Regions from separate parts of the Homo sapiens genome. Here region 2 is linked to region 1. Evidence: read pairs that join two places in POLR2A ChIA-PET (ENCODE). Cell type or tissue: MCF 10A. All regions are shown on one strand.

Region 1 (8,000 bases):
CCGTGACTGGTGCTGGAGTTTTGGGTCCACGGATAAAACGTGTCTCCTTTGTCTCTACCAGAAAATGAAAGGAATTGAAATTAAGAGAAGGGGGAGATTGAAGTGTGGTGCCAAGATTGAAAGGGGAAAGAGGTTGAGGGATAGCGAGGGAGGTTGGAGAAGAGAGTAAAAAGAGGCCACTTACCAGATTTAAAATTGGTGAGATGTTTCTTGGGCTGGTCGGTCTGAGGACCTGAGGTTGTAGGGGGATCTTTCTCATGGAACAAAGAACAGGAGGACAGAGGATTGATCTTCCAAGGGAGGTCCCCCGATCCGAGTCACGGCACCAAATTTCATGCGCATCTGTGTAAAGAGACCACCAAACAGGCTTTGTGTGAGCAATAAAGCTGTTTATTTCACCTGGGTGCAGGCGGGCTGAGTCTGAAAAGAGAGTCAGCGAAGGGAGATAGGGGTGGGGCCGTTTTATAGGATTTGGGTAGGTAAAGGAAAAAGGGGGGTTCTCTGGCAGGCAGGAGTGGGGGTCACAAGGTGCTCAGTAGGGGAGCTTTTGAGCCAGGATGAGCCAGGAGAAGGAATTTCACAAGATAATGTCATCAGTTAAGGCAGGAACCGGCCATCTGGATGTGTACGTGCAGGTCACAGGGGATATGATGGCTTAGCTTAGGCTCAGAGGCCTGACAGTGTCCCCCTGGTGTAATCAGTCTCCCATGTCCTGGGTAGTAATGAAATGGCATTGTTTGTCTGGGGTAACACCCAAGGTTCGTGGCCTCACACCAAGGAAATCAAGGACATGGACCACAAGCAGTGAGGTTAAGAGTGAAGGTTTAATAGGCAAAAGAAGGAGAAAAGCTCTTTCTCCTGCAAATAGAGAGGGGCTCTGGAGTGCGTCTTCAGGTTCTGAGGTGAAATGCATGGGGTATCATAGACTAGCTTGAGGAGGCAGTGTCTGATTTACATAGGGCCCAAAAGATTGGTCGGACCAGGTGTGCCATTTACATAGCTTGGGAAGAAGCTGGCCACCCCATCCTAATCTTTTGTTATGCAGATGAATCCTCTGTCTGGCCGGCCCCAGGTTGTCTGCTTCTTTACTGCACACATGTTGACAAAGAAAAGGGAAGAAGGAGCCTCCATGTTGAACATGCCTTGCTTCCAGGTATCACTTTTCTATTGGCGCAGCTGCTGGCATTCGCCCGTGCAAGCTTCTAGCTTGCTTTTCTATATCTGCAGCTTGAGTTTTCAGGATGCTCTTTGTTAAAAAAGAAATGATCTTGGGGCTGCTTTTCATTAAAAGGAAAACCTTACTGAGGACTCTGTTACCCTCACTAACTGCCTAAATAATTTCTTTTGGGCTCCTGTATCAGTGATTTCAAACTTTTCCCTCTCTCCTCCTGCAAGCTCTCCTCCTCTCAGCTGACGAATTTGCTTTCAGTTTCACTGACAAAATTAAAAGAAACATTCCATCATCTCTCACTCTGTGTCTACTCCTTGCCTTCCATCTTATTCCTTGGATGAGTGGATCCTGATCCTAGCAGAGGACGACACCCTCATTTGTCCATCAGATCCCAGCCTCTCTCCTATACTCAAGGGCCTCACATAGCATTTCTCCCTCTCCCTCTTATCACAAACTTTCTCCTGTTAGCTGCATCATTCCCATCAGCAAATAAACATTTATATCCTTCTCCTATTAAAAAAATGCCAAATATTGTTTTCACATCTCCCTTTAGCTATTTCCCCATTTACTTTTCTCATTTACAGCAACGTTTCTCAGAAAAGTTGCCTGTACTCACACTCTTACCACTTTTTCTTGAACTCAATCCAACTGGACTAAACTCAACCCTCTAGTTCACCAAAACTGCTCTTGGGGAGATTATCAGTGACTTCTTAGTTGCTAAATCTGTGTTCAAACCTCAATTCTCACTTTACTTGACCACACATCTCAGTTCGCCCAGAACATCCCTAGCTTATTGTTGTCCTGCCAAAGTTGGGTGCCCTTTTTCGACTTTAAAAGTGCCATACTTTGTATAGTAAAGTATATGGTCACTCTCTTATCTGTAGCATTTGATACTTTGGGTCCTGCTGTCTTCTTTAACATTCTTTCTTCATTTGATCTCTGAACACCACTCTCCTGGTGTTCTTCCTCCATTACTGGCTACAAGACCTTATAAATCTGCCCTTCACCCCCATTACCTGTATGATCTCATCTGCTAGTACAATAGGGTGATTATTAGATTAATGTGTTTGTCAGCTATTGCTATAATAATGCTGCATAACAAATGGTCTTACAATTTCAGTGACTTACAACCCTGATAATTTATTTCCATGCTCCTAGGTCTATAGATTGGCTGTGATTTGGGGTGGGGTAGGCTGGGCCAGACCGGACTCCCAGCTTCTGGTTGGACTCAAGACTGCTCCACATGTCCAGGTTGAAAGGGCCCCACTCACTCTACTCTAGGACTGGCTCCCTGCTCCTCCTTAGGATGCCAGGAACACTCCCTCCTTAGCACCTTTCCATTGCTGTGCCCTCTGACTTGTGCAGTTTGCCCTCCGATATCTGCACGGCTCACTTCCTCACCTTCTGAATGAATTGATTCAGAGATTAATTTATTTGTGTACAGGTTGGCTACTCTCAATGTTTGGCTATTCATCTATTGTCTAGCAATCATTAGCTACTTACTTAGTGGATTATGCCTGTGTTGACAGTTCTACTCTCAACTTCATAACCTCTTTAGGGCTGGTAGCACACCAAAAAATGTTTTGAAGCCAACAAATTCGACATTGATGAAAATTAATGCAAGCATAATTTATTGCTGTGCCAAATCCAGTGTAGACATTTTCAATTGGTGAACACAGCTTAATTAAGAGATATTTATATGTTAAATAGAATTAGATAAAACGTAGGTCCCGACTGAAGTACAATTTATAAATCTGCCATTGTTATTGCAAGATTATTAGCTGCAAAAAGCAACCTCTGCTCCTTTCTAAACTTTCCAGGTATACTACATCGCACAGGCCTATATTTGTGTATTTTACTTTCCCATAATGGTTATGTTGGACTTTATTGCCATTTATAGAAATGGAGGTGGGTCTAATAATTTTTTTGAGGTGGAGTCTTGCTCTGTCTCCCAGGCTGGAGTGCAGTGGCACGATCTCGGCTCACCACAACCTCTGCCTCCCAGGTTCAAGTGATTCTCCTGCCTCAGCCTCCCAAGTAGCTGGGATTACAGGCATGCGCCACCACGCCCAACTGATTAGTAGAGACAGGGTTTCACCATGTTGGCCATGCTGGTCTCGAACTCCTGACCTCAGGTGATCCGCCCACCTCAGCCTCCTAGAGTTCTGGGGTTACAGGCGTGAGCCACCGCACCTGGCCAATTGTCTTAAATTCTGTTCCTGCAGACACTTGCACGTGGGCTTGCAAATCACAGAAAATACACCCTGGTGCCAGCAGGTGGCACCCTCCTCATGCCCAGCCAGGCTCCTCCCAGGAACTGCATTCTGGAGTCCAGGGAGCTTTGGTTTGGGAAATATTTGCCAGGGTTTCTGGTTATGGTCTTTCCCCAACAGGCACCTGTTTGACTGGCATTTCCTGGCATGCACCCATCTTAGCATATTTCTTTGTCGGTAGAGTTTGGCTTGAAGGGAGGTTTCAGTAATTGATTACCTCACACCACCAGGTAAGTTCAGACTTCCTTAGCTTAGAAACCAAACTACACAGAGTGGTGAAAATAAACACGGTCTTGAGTAACTCAACATGGATATTGCTGTTATACTAATAGGGTGTTAATTAGTAAAGAGTGCTTAACTTTTTTACTGCCAATCTAAACAAGCTGGCTATGTTTTTGGCTGTGGGCCCTACAACTGCATCTCAAAGTGCTTTGCAAACATTAATTAAATCCTTCAGTGCACATCCAAGTAGTAGGTATCATCAAACCCTTTTCCAAGATGTGGAAAACAGATTCCCTAAGCCAGTCCTTGCTTAAGGTTAGGCCCAAACTGGGACTGGGTTTAGAATGTTGTGAACAGTTCTGACACTCTCTGCGCCCAGTTCCCTGGAGTGTTCCAGCAAGTCAGCCTTTCAGCCAGACCATGGACGCCTTTTTCTTTGCCAACAACTGCAGGGTCTGAATTTTTCCAGGCTGAGGTTGATTCCTTCTACCCTGTTTGTCCTTATTGATACATTATAACCTGTCACCTCCCTGTCACTTAATTTCTGTTTTAGCAACTGTGATCTTCAAGATGGTGGCTCACAACCTTTGATGCACAGACTTAGGCTGGCTGGATGCAACATTTCTCAGGAAATGCCAAGCACCATGCCACAGTCATCTGAGGTCCTCTCTGAAAAGATACACTTTATCTTTCTGTCATGGTGGGACCCAGGTTCTGGGCCACAGGACTTGGTGGGCTAAAAACACTCACGCCCTATGAGGAGTAAAGGGCTTCTTCCCTGAGTCTTCTATTTCCAGAGTGTTCCTCTCTTCCTTGAAGATGCAGGAGAACAAAACGCACAGGGCACCCAGAAGCGAGGAGTGCCCCCATGCATTCCATGCTGGTGTGTCCAAGGTGCACTGTTTATGCTCTGCCCTGCTTGGGGAGCAGTGGCTCCCAGGCAGGCTGGGCCGGTATCACAGCGAAGCGGGTGGGACCCCCTGTCATCCCCAGAGGCTGGCCTGGCTCTCAGGAGTGAGCCCTGTGGAGTATCAGGCTCAGCGCTTCCATTCTGTCTACCTTGGACACGTGCTGTGGTTATAAACCAAGGTTGCAACACTCCCTGAGCTTTACTACCTGCCTTCTAGATGTGAGGTCAGGCTGACCTGTCAAGCTGTGACAGGCACCTGGGAGCAGGTTACTCACTCCACTCTGCTGAGTTAGGAGAATATTCCCAGAAGAGGTTTCACACCAGATGAATTGTCTGAACTCCGGATGTGGCTAGCCATAAGTGGCTCACACCTGGTGGCTCCTCCAGAAAAGCTCTCCAGGAGGAACCCTGCTGCCCTTAGTGAGCTGAGCAAGGGGGTGTTCCAAGGGAAACCTGACCTCCAGCCAGATACCCTGCAAGGGCTACCTAACTGCAATAGGAGGTTCTCCTGCAAAGACAGCTAGAGGGGCTGCTGTTAGCTTCCTGTCACCTGCTTTCCTTGCTTTCTTTACTTTCCAAGGCAGAGAAGAACTCCACAAGTAATTAACCCTTTACAAACTGAGTCACCGGACTTGGGCTATACAGGACTAGAGGGTTTAGTTGAAGAAGTTCACGTTGTAAAAATAGTGCTTTATGGATCTCTGGAACCTTTGGTAGTACTGTATATGGATTTCCTGAACCATCAGCAGAACACACAGTTAGGCAAGAGGCTCCTGGGGTGCTTCCAGCCTCTGGATCTCCTAGCCTTGCTAGAGATGTGAGGTCATTGGCACACACTGTGTCTATCTAAGCAAAGGCTGGACTGGAGTTTACAGTATGAATTATTGAGTGGGACTCATTTGTGGGTGCAATAAACTGAATGTTTATGTTCCCCTAAATTCATATATTGACAACCTAACCCCCAGTGTAATGATATTGGGAGGTGGGGTCTTTGTGAGGTGATTCAGTCCTGAGGATGGAGGCTGACAGTATTAGTACCTTTATAAGAGACTCCAGAGGGCTCTCTGCCTCCTCCTGCCATGTGAGGACAAAGCTAGAAGACATCCGTCTTTGGGCCAGGAAGCAGGTCCTCACCAGACACCAAATCTGCCAGCATCTTGATCTGGGACTTCCAGCTTCCAGGAGTGTGAGAACCAATTTCTGTTGCTGATAGGCCATCCAGACGGTGGCACTCTGTTACAGCAGCCTCTACAGACCAAGACAGTTAAGGTCTTTGGCCACCAGCTTAATGGCCAGACACCTTCCTCTTACACAAAGGAAGAGCAAGTTTTGGCAATATTGTGCTGTTACATGGTGGTCCCCTAACTACTCCTGGAGTGGGGGGTTCTGGGAGTGCTATACAGAGGGGTGGAATATTCTATTCTGCTAATGTGTGTTCAGCCAAAAGGAAGAAGGAAGGAGGGGAAAGAGAAGTAGGAAAGGAAAAAAGCTCCTAGAATTTGGTTAAGTCACAATGTTACAATCCCGAGGGTGCCAACCTTAAGATGGCAACTGATGAAGACAATGACGACTTTGGGGACAGTTCCTAGGACATATGTAGCCATCTGGGTGGGAGGTATGGATTTACAGTCAAACCTACTTTATACCACAATGCACAATACAGACCACGACTACATGCCTGACTAAAAAATGTTTTCAAACACATGCTTTCAAGACACTAAGGAACGTCTCTAAAGGCCCCAAACAAACAGGGTGGGAATCCAGAGAGGTGAGTGAGAAACAGTCAGTGGTAGGCCCAGGGACTTATGGCAATTCCCCATGACTGGAACATCATTTGCATGGCCATACATAGGACAGGATGCTCCCACGGTGGAAGGGTGTATTGGAGACTCAAATAAAATAGTGACTACCGAGGGCTATACCATCAGTTACAAAAGCATAAAAGAAAATGTCGATCCCACAAAAATGAAGGCAGCAAGAATGCATGTCTCAGCCTTGGCTCTAGGTAGAGGAAAAAGAAAAGAAAAAAAAAAAAAAAAAGAAGGGCTCTCTTCGCTGTGAATTTGTAAATAAAAGCTGGCCTTCATACAGTTTGGGACCTGAATCCATGCTACACAGGTGGCTGAAAGATCCTCAAGCCTCCCTAACTAATGGTGTGCATGCAAAACTATTTAGGAGGAAGCATACTGATGCCTGCAACTTACCTTCCAATACATTTAAAAAATAAGACAGATTGATGGATGGAGAGAGAGGGATGTGTAGATGGACAGACACATGATAAAGCAGGAAGAATAAAATGTTAGTAAAACCTAGGTGGTGGGTATAGGGTATCTTTGTGATTTGGAGTTTTCTCATATGCTCTAAGTTCCCATGTATTTAAGCCTTCTTTAATGTCTTTCTGTAAAGTTTAATCATCTTCTCCACTGATAGCTACATACTTTTATTGGATTTATTCCTAGGGTCTTAATATTTTTAATTGTTATTATAAATGTGCCATGAGTATTTTTCAAGATATCTGACTTTCCACATTCCCAGAAATTAATCTTTGAGATTTTGAACTTTTTTTCATGGATTTGGCTGCAAACATGTGTTGTCATGGTTAAATATTCCACTTTTAAAATGCACCTTCTAACTCATTATCCCTTTTAAACTGTAACTGGTATGCCCTAGGCCTCATCAGCCTACAAGATCATATTTCTATTTATACCTAGAATTAATATGGCCTTATCACCCCCATGATGCTTTCCTGCAGGAATCTAGTGTTGTATCTAGTTGTCTCTGCCCTTCTAAGGATTTCTGAGGTTCAAGCAGAACTGATTTCATGTTCCGCAGACCTCTGCTGGGCGCTGCTGGCAGCAAGGGCCTGTGTCTCACTCTTGGCAGCTGAGCCACCAACGAGCCTTCACCAACACTAAGCTGGGGATCTCCCAAGACTCCTGCTGCTCTTGCCTGAAGCACCTCCTCCCAAGGACAAGCACACGCCCATCCCTTAATTCCTCGCAGTAATGGCTAAGCCAGGAGCGGAAGGTTCAGAGATGGTAGGGGTGATGGGTCAGGGAGACGACACCAGATGCAGCCCAGGCCCAGGATCACACCTCCATGGGACAGGGGCCAGCTTCTCTCCACTACCAGCTCTACTCTTGAGCCTGTAAGTTCAAACCAACTCGACAAGACCCAGAGAGAGGAAAGGGTTTTTGAATCTCTTCGCTCTGAGATTTGCCTCCCTATTCCTCATTTACTATTCCAGGTAAAACTCCTTCCAAGATGATTGACAATGGGAAACTCCACTCCCTTTAGGGGGAAGCCCCACCTCCTCCCAAAGGGGATGGTCCCTTTGCAATCAATGGCCCCTAACAAGACGATCACATCAGAGCATCCTGATCTAATATGAGTATACTCAGTTATTCTGTCATAAGTAATTCTG
Region 2 (8,000 bases), 280 kb after region 1:
CACGTCTGTAATCCCAGCACTTTGGGAGGCCAAGGTGGGCAGATCACCTGAGGTTGGGAGTTCAAAACCAGCCTGACCAACATGCAGAAGCCCTGTCTCTACTAAAAATACAAAAAATTAGCCGGGCATGGTGGTGCATGCCTGTAATCCCAACTACTCGGGAGGCTGAGGCGGAGAATCACTTGAACCTTGGAGGCGGAGGTTGCGGTGAGCCGAGATCATGCCATTGTACTCCAGCCTGGGCAACAAGATCGAAACTCTGTCTCAAAAAAAAAAAAAAAAAAAAAAAAAGGCTGTAAGTACTCTGCAGTTGTTAGTTATTTTATTATCAGGGATGCTCTTGGTGGGGTAAATTGGTCTTTAAAATACAAAGAGATTTTGAAGGTCCTGAAAGCAACCTGGAGTGGAAGCGATGAGAAGAAGAAAAAGAGGAGGGCAAACAAGTAAAGAGAAGATCATAAGATGGCTTAAGATTGGAGTCCACTGTAATAAAACAACCAACAAGACATCTCTAGTGGTGGGATGTCAAAGGATTGTAAGAATACATTTAATTTGGAACTGCTGCGTTGTCATGATGTAAACTCCTCCTCTGCCCCAACCCCTAGTACCACAGTGAAGTCTGATCCACACACAACTTGCCTTGTTTGGCGGGAGTGTGGATCATGTGGAAAAAGGAAGAGATTGTACTGCACACATAGGAGAAGGCAGAGTTGGATGGAGACAGTCTTTAAACTGAGGAAGCAGAAGTTTAGAACCAGTGGAAACCATAAGCCTCTCTCCCACTATTTCTCCATCCACACCCTAGCCCACAGCCCTAAGAACCCACAGAAATGTTAGGGAGACCTCTGGATTTCCCATTTGTGAAATAGATGGCTCAAAGGAAGTTTATCTAATTCTTAAGGAATTAGGTGACCCTAACTGACACTTGGGCAACACTTCAATAGACTCAAAACAGGCTGAGACAAGGTTCTTGAATTTGCTTTATTCTGTTATTCAATGATTAGTCATTCATTCATTTATTCACTCATTCAGACATGCAGGCAGTCAATGAATCACATCTACAGAGGATTGGCCACAGGGAAGGCACTGAGCAGTAAGCACTGGAGATTCAACAGTGAACAAGTTCCTGTCCCCACCCTGAAGGCACTTCTGACTGATGAGTGACACAGGCAAGATGAGCACAGAGAGACAAGGAGGCACAGGACCCCGTGGTCATCCAGGCTCTAGGCAGTAGAAGTGGCACATTGGAGGGAAGTGGCAAGGAAGCCCTCCCTCTGGAAATGATTTGGCTGTGGCTGGCATCACCCAGGTCCCTCCAAATGCCTTCCTTTCAGCTGTACCCCAAGACCCATCTTGGCTACTTACAGTCCCCTTCCTCTAAGCAGCAAGTTCTTCTCCATCTCAGCTGCAGCCACTCTGACTTCTGGATTCTCCTCACTCCAGTCCAAGCAGTGAAGTAAGACAGTCTTCCCGGCTCCCTTTTTCTGTTACTTCTCAAAAAATAAAGTACCCAGGCATCTCAGTTTTAAGGATTTGACTGCTAATTACTATAAGGTCATAGGGGACATAAAAAGTGATAAAATGGGTCTGTGTTAGTTACAAAGATTCCAAAATCTTACCACATTCTTAAAGTCCTGATCTTGAGTCAGGAGTTCCTGACTTTCTCTGAGATAGTAAATGAAATGATGATGATGATAATAATAATAGGAGGGGCCAGGCGTGGTGTCTCATGCCTGTAATCCTAGCACTTTGGGAAGCTGAGGCGAGTGGATCACTTGAGTTCAAAACCAGCCTGGCCAACATGGTGAAACCCCATCTCTACCAAAAATATTAAAAATTAGATGGGTGTGGTGGCACGCACCTGTAATCCCAGCTACTCAGGAGGCTGAGGCAGGAGAATCACTTGAACCCAGGAGGCAGAGGTTGCAGTGAGCCGAGATTGTGCCACTGCACTCCAGCCTGGGCAACAGAGTAAGACTCCACCTCAAAAAAATAATAACAGCAGGTATTGGGTGTCTAGGATTTCCAGGTACTTTGCATTCCACAGATATACAAATTTAATAGAATTATCCCCTTTTTGCAGATGAAGAAACAAAGGCTTATACAAAGTGGCTTGTCCAGGGGTGCAAAGCTAGAAAGACATGGATGGTAGGGCCCTGCTATTTGCACTGCACCCCACTCCACGTGTATTCCTGAAGGCAGAGTTCACCACCTCCCCCTCCTCCCTTTGACTAGACCTTGGGCAAAGGTCTGAGGGACCCATTCCCCCATGCTAGCCCCTCTTCCCAGACTCAAAACAGAATCATGGTTGCTTTCCCTTGTTTCAAGTAGGCAACCAGCCTCATCAAGGGTCCCTGGGCTAGGCGATGCCAGGCTGCTCTGAGCTTCAGGACTGACCTGGATTCCTTACCTTCCTTTTCCTCACAAGCACATTCTTATGCTCAGGTAAGCAAGGAACTCACTCAACAAGGAAGAGGTTGGAGCCTGCAAATAAGGATGTTTTCTGTTTCACATACTGTTGTAAGGATAAAATCATTTTTGTGAAAACATGTGACACAGAGTAGGTACTAGATATGTGTGAGTTGATGCTAAACAGGCTTTTCACTCATCTCTAACAAACTCTTCTCAAGCCATCTACCCAATCCTCACTGCTCACTTGAACTAGCTCAGCAGACCACCCCCTCTCCCTAAATCTTCATCTCTTCCTGGTTTTATTAGTTCCCATCTCTCTCAGAAGGAACACCCACCTTACCCCTCTAAGGCTGACCCCTCCATCTGGATGCTGGACCCCATGCCTCACACCAGGCCGTATCAGTTATTCCTCTTTTTTTGTTCGCTTTTTTTTTTTTTTTTTTTTTTTTGAGACGGAGTCTCACTCTGTCTCCCAGGCTGGAGTGTAGTGGTGCGATCTCCTGTATTCAAGCAATTCAGCCTCCTGTGTTCAAGCAATTGTCATGCCTCAGCTTCCGAGTAGCTGGGATTACAGGCATGCGCCACCACACCCAGCTAATTTTTGTATGTTTAGTAGAGATGGGCTTTCGCCATGTTGGCCAGGCTGGTCTCAAACTCCTGGTCTCAAGTGATCCGCCGGCTTTGGCCTCCTGAAGTACTGGGATTACAGGCATGAGCCACCACGCCCAGCCCAGTTATTCCCTTTTAGTCTTTGGTTTCTCATTCCATCTCCTTTCCCTTGCCTATGTGCCAGCTTAGTCTCACCCAAGATTTAAAAAACAAAAACCTCATGACCCTTCCCTCTTCTCAAGTTATAGCCCTTCACTCCTCCCTCCCATCTCTACTGCACTCCCTAAATGCCCTGCCTACCTGGTTTCCTGCAAATGGCATCATAAAAGTCACCAGGGACCTCCTCATTGCCACATCTGATGGTTCCCTTTTTTCTTGATTTTGCAGCTGCACTTGACCCTGAGGGCCACTGCCTCCTAGAAACCATCCCAGCCCATGCCACCATCTCACTGGGTTTGCTCCTGCATCTCTGACCGTGCCTTCCCAGCCTCCTCTGCCACCTCTTTTTCTCTTTAAATGTGGAAGCCCCAGTTTTCTTTCCTTGGCCCCTTTCTCCTTATTTATCACTCTTCCTGGACAATCACATCCACTCATACATCTGCATCAGTCTTCCAAGTCATCATTGCCAGCACCCAAGCACCAGAAGTATGGAGCCAGCCATGCTTTGGTGGAAATTGTGGGTACTGTGAGGGTGCTAGGCTTGGTGCTATCCTTCCCAAAGCTCAGACTTCTGCCTGGTGACCCATGGACACTTTATTCTTAGCTGTCAAATTGATCCATGGGCAAGGACTTCTGCTAGGCACTGGGGAGAATGCACAGAGGCTTAAAGCCCTGCAAGCTGGTCACTAGCCCCCCTTCTCCTTTGCTGGGTTCCCCTCCCTTAGGACATCCACATGGCCACACCCCCCCATCACTGCCATCACAAGTTCTATGCAACAGAAGGAATGATCAATTCAAAAAGGATAAGCCGCCCCTTTGCCAACACCCAAATTCCTTATTCTGTCTCCCCAACACACTTCCCATCACTCCACCCCATTCCCCAGTCAAATGGATCCAGCGTCACATGACAACAGTGCCCTCTAGAGGAGTACTTTTCAAATTGCAGTGGTGCTCTCGATGTGGCTAATTCATTTTCCAAAGGTGACTCGTATGTCCCATCCCACCTGCTGTTCTTACAATGGGACTTTGACACTCCACCCATTATGAAGTAGAGTCTATGTTCCCTTCGCTGCATTGGAGTGGGCTTGTGATTCTGGAGAAAATGATGCTATATGACTTCCACTTGGAGCTCTGAGGCACCTTAATCAGTTCAACTGCCCTGAGGCTGCCATGCACAAGGAAGCCCACACTGAGACCACACGGGGATGCTACCTGGAGAGAGAGATAGCTAATTCAGTCTGTCACTTCCAGCCCCAGCTACTGACCACAGTCACATGAGACACCTAAATCAGAACGGCCCTACTGAGCCCTTCCCAAATTGCTGCCCCAAAGAAACCATGAAAGATACTGAAATAATTACTGTTGCTTTAGGTCATCATGTTGGAATGATTTGTTATGCAGCAATAGATAACTAGATCAGTGGGTCATGAAATCATTCAAGTGTGTCATGACCAGCATTGATTTTTAAGAATTAACTGGTAGAGAACAGAATAGAATGGAAAATGTAATAACAAAAGTTTTGTGGAGAAACTTTTTTCAATAAATGTGTGTGTTTGCATATGTGTATACTGGATCAAGTAATAAAATGTATTTGTTTCTGTGCATCATGTAAAGTTTTTAAAGTTTTAAGAAGCTAGATTATTGTTGCAATTCCAGAAACTACAAAAACCAAACTCCACTAGGATCATCTCAGTGAGTCAAAGAGGCTGGAAATTATAGTACCTTATAAGCAAGTTACAGGTGCACCCATTTAGCTTTGTCATCTAAAGCAGAGGAACAGAAATGCCTTCTGCTTGTGAGAACAAGAAGGGAGGCAACTCCTAGAAAAGCGGTGTTCTAGATGGTTCTTGGATACTTTTACTATAATACTTGGTGCCTTGATCCTCTCAGTAATTAATGGAATTTCTGAGACAGTTTGATGGTATGTTTCTCCATAAAACTCCTGCATCAGCATCACATGGGGGCTTGTAAAAACACAGATCCCTTGGCCACAGTTCAAACGTAAGGCAGGGGGCCCAAGACTCTGTATCTTAACCCAGCCCCCCAAAGGAATTATAAACGCACTAAAGTTTGAGATCTACTGAGTCATAGGGAGGATTGTATGAGTATTGAAACTTAGGGCTGGGCATGGTGGCTCACGCCCATAATCCCAGTGCTTTGGGAGAACATGGAAGGAGGATTACTTGAGCCAGGAGGTCAAGACCAGCCTGGGCAACATAGCGAGACCCCATCTCTTTAAAAAAAAATTTTAGGTTAACTGTCATGCAAAGGCCTGCACTCCAGCCTGGGTGACAGGAGACCCTGTCTTTAAAAAAAAAAAAAAAAAGTTAACTCATCCAAAGACCTAATTGGTCAGAATCCTGAGACATCTTCACTGCACCACGGATGTAACCGGAAATAGCCCTGATTGTCAAGAAAGCTCATCCAGGCCTCCTGTAAAGTAAAAAGCAAGGCTGGAAATGCCTTCATTTCTTTAAAAAGAGGTTGTATTTCTGAGGAGTGTGTGTGTGTGTGCATGCACATGTGTGTATGTCTGTGTCTGTGTCTGGCTGTATGTGTCTGTGTATCTGGGTATGTGTGTGGCTGTGGCAGAAGTCCTGAAAAGGTTCGTTAGACAAGGCGTTTCCTGATAAGCTCCAGGACAGGCCTATCTATTCAGAATACTTTAAGCCTTGTCATACCTGCATGTTTTTCTCGTTCACTCACTGCACACACAGGTACACACACATGCATGCTCAGACTTTACTTTGATTGGTAGGTAACTAAATTCCTACTAGATAAAGTCTCTGCCTCTTTCTTCTTTTTTCTTTCCCAGAATTACATCCATATTAGTATAAATTCACTGGCCTAAAAGAAACGTTAGAGATCCTAAAATTCAGTGCTTTCTTAAGAAATTTGACAAGAACACTTTGTTAAAATCATCATCATGCCTTGACAGAATGCTGGTAGGTCACTTGGATTCAATTAAGCAGACAAAATTGTCTCATAGGAGAGTTAAATGCTCAACAAGATGCAAAGTTTATTTACATGTTGTTTTATCTCATAATAAAGTGAAAATATTAGATTAAATCATTTTATTGCATTAAGAATGAAAAGCACAATTTATGACAAAAAAAGTGTAATAATTACAAGACAAGAGACCTAACATAGAGCAGTACCATCAACCCCACTATCAGTTGGTAATCAGTGCCTATCTCTGCCTAGCAAGCTCAACCTCATGTTTCCAGGCCTGGGTCACTGTTCCTTAAGGATAGTTTATTATGTAAAAAAATATACACACACAATATATATATGTCTTTCTATTTTATTACATGTTCTTCAATACATGTAAGAAAAAATACTGTCTGGATTGCTTTGAGAGTTTGGTTTTGGTTTTAGAATGTTTGAGTTGGTTTTAGGATGTTTAGGATCACTTCACAGATGAGAGATTTAGAAACACTGATTTAACCTCATCTTCAGTGGGGAAAACTGAAGCCAAGAAGGGGAAATAACCTGCCCAAGATGGTAAGTCATTCTTTGCTTCAGGTTTTCAGGAAGAAAACACTTAGAGAAGATTCACGGGCATGCTAAGTACCTGCTGGTCTCTGATCCCGAGGGGAGTCTGGGGCCCACGAGGGGCCAGTGGCTGCTGGGAGTCACAGGCAGAATCAGAAGAAATTCCTGGAATTTGTATATATATATATATATATTTTTTTTTTTCCTTTTTTGTAGAGATGGAGTCTCACTGTGTTAGCCAGGCTGGTCTCAAACTCCTGGCCTCAAGCAATCCTCTGGCCTCGGCCTCCCAAAGTGCTGGGACTACAGACATAAGCCACCATGCTGGAATTTTTAAGATGTTGAGTATTTAAAACAGAGATCACGGCCGGTTGCAGTGGCTCATGCCTGTAATCCCAACACTCTGGGAGGCCAAGGTGGGCAAATCATCTGAGGTCAGGAGTTCAAGACCAGCCTGGCCAACATGGCGAAACCCCATCTCTACTAAAAATAAAGAAGCTAGCCGGGCATGATGGTGTGTGCCTGTAGTCCCAGCTACTTGGGAGGCCAAGCCACGAGAATGGCTTGAACCCAGGAAGCAGAGGTTGCAGTGAGCAGAGATCGCACCACTGCACTCCAGCCTGAGTGACAGAGTGAGACCCTGTCTCAAAAAATAATAATAATAATTAAATTTTTAAAAACAGAGATCAGGTCCTTGGCCATTATTTAGAGATTTGATTATTAATATGCATAACCATCTAGGGAGTTTATAAATAACCTTCAGTCTAATTGGGTGGGCCTAAATTGCCTCAATGTGTCCTTAGTCCCAGCAAGCAATAGACTCAAAGTGTGGGCAGGCTCCCACTTGCTGTGACGAAGCTGGCAGAAGCCACAACAAAGTCAGATCCATTCAGCTCGACTAGGCATAGCTCCATTGAGCAAATATTTTAAAATATTTTCTTAGTTTGTTTTGGGGGTTTTTTGGTTATTGTTTTTGTTTTTTGAGACAGGGTCTTGCTCTGTCACCCAGCCTGGAGTGCAGAGGCACAATCACATCTCACTGCAGCCTTGACCTCCCTGGGATCAGCTGATCCTCCCGCCTCAGCCTTCCAAGTAGCTGAGACTACAAGCATGTGCCAATATGCCTGACTAATTTGGGGCAGGAGGGTTGGTGTGGTTGTTTTTTTGTTTGTCTGTTTGTTTGTTTGTTTTGTAGAGATGGGATTTCACCATGTTGCCCAGGCTGGTCTCAAACTCCTAGGCTCAAGCGATCCACCCGCCTCAGTCTCCCAAAGTGCAGGGCTTACAGGCGTTGAGCTACCATGCCTGGCCCAAAATATTTTTTA

Evidence for each region. ChIA-PET counts read pairs that join two places held together with the same protein. Peaks named below come from ENCODE experiments on the same cell type or tissue, not always from the same donor. Only the 100,000 strongest peaks of a DNase experiment are listed, where the experiment ranks them.
Region 2: POLR2A ChIA-PET joins it to region 1 with 11 read pairs; 7 of 35 experiments call an interaction of 5 or more read pairs at or near these places.

Annotation. Positions count from the first base shown.
Region 1 is chr2:70,613,230-70,621,229 of GRCh38, reverse strand. No RefSeq gene overlaps it. Among named protein-coding and RNA genes, the nearest start is that of TGFA, 63 kb to the right of the region's middle. RefSeq lists an enhancer at 784-1,289. In MCF 10A, a CTCF peak has its summit at 3,453 (motif pointing right); DNase peaks (open chromatin) are centred at 3,509 and 4,839.
Region 2 is chr2:70,337,464-70,345,463 of GRCh38, reverse strand. It overlaps the pseudogene BRD7P6. Among named protein-coding and RNA genes, the nearest start is that of FAM136A, 39 kb to the right of the region's middle. In MCF 10A, a CTCF peak has its summit at 4,095 (motif pointing left); a DNase peak (open chromatin) is centred at 4,093.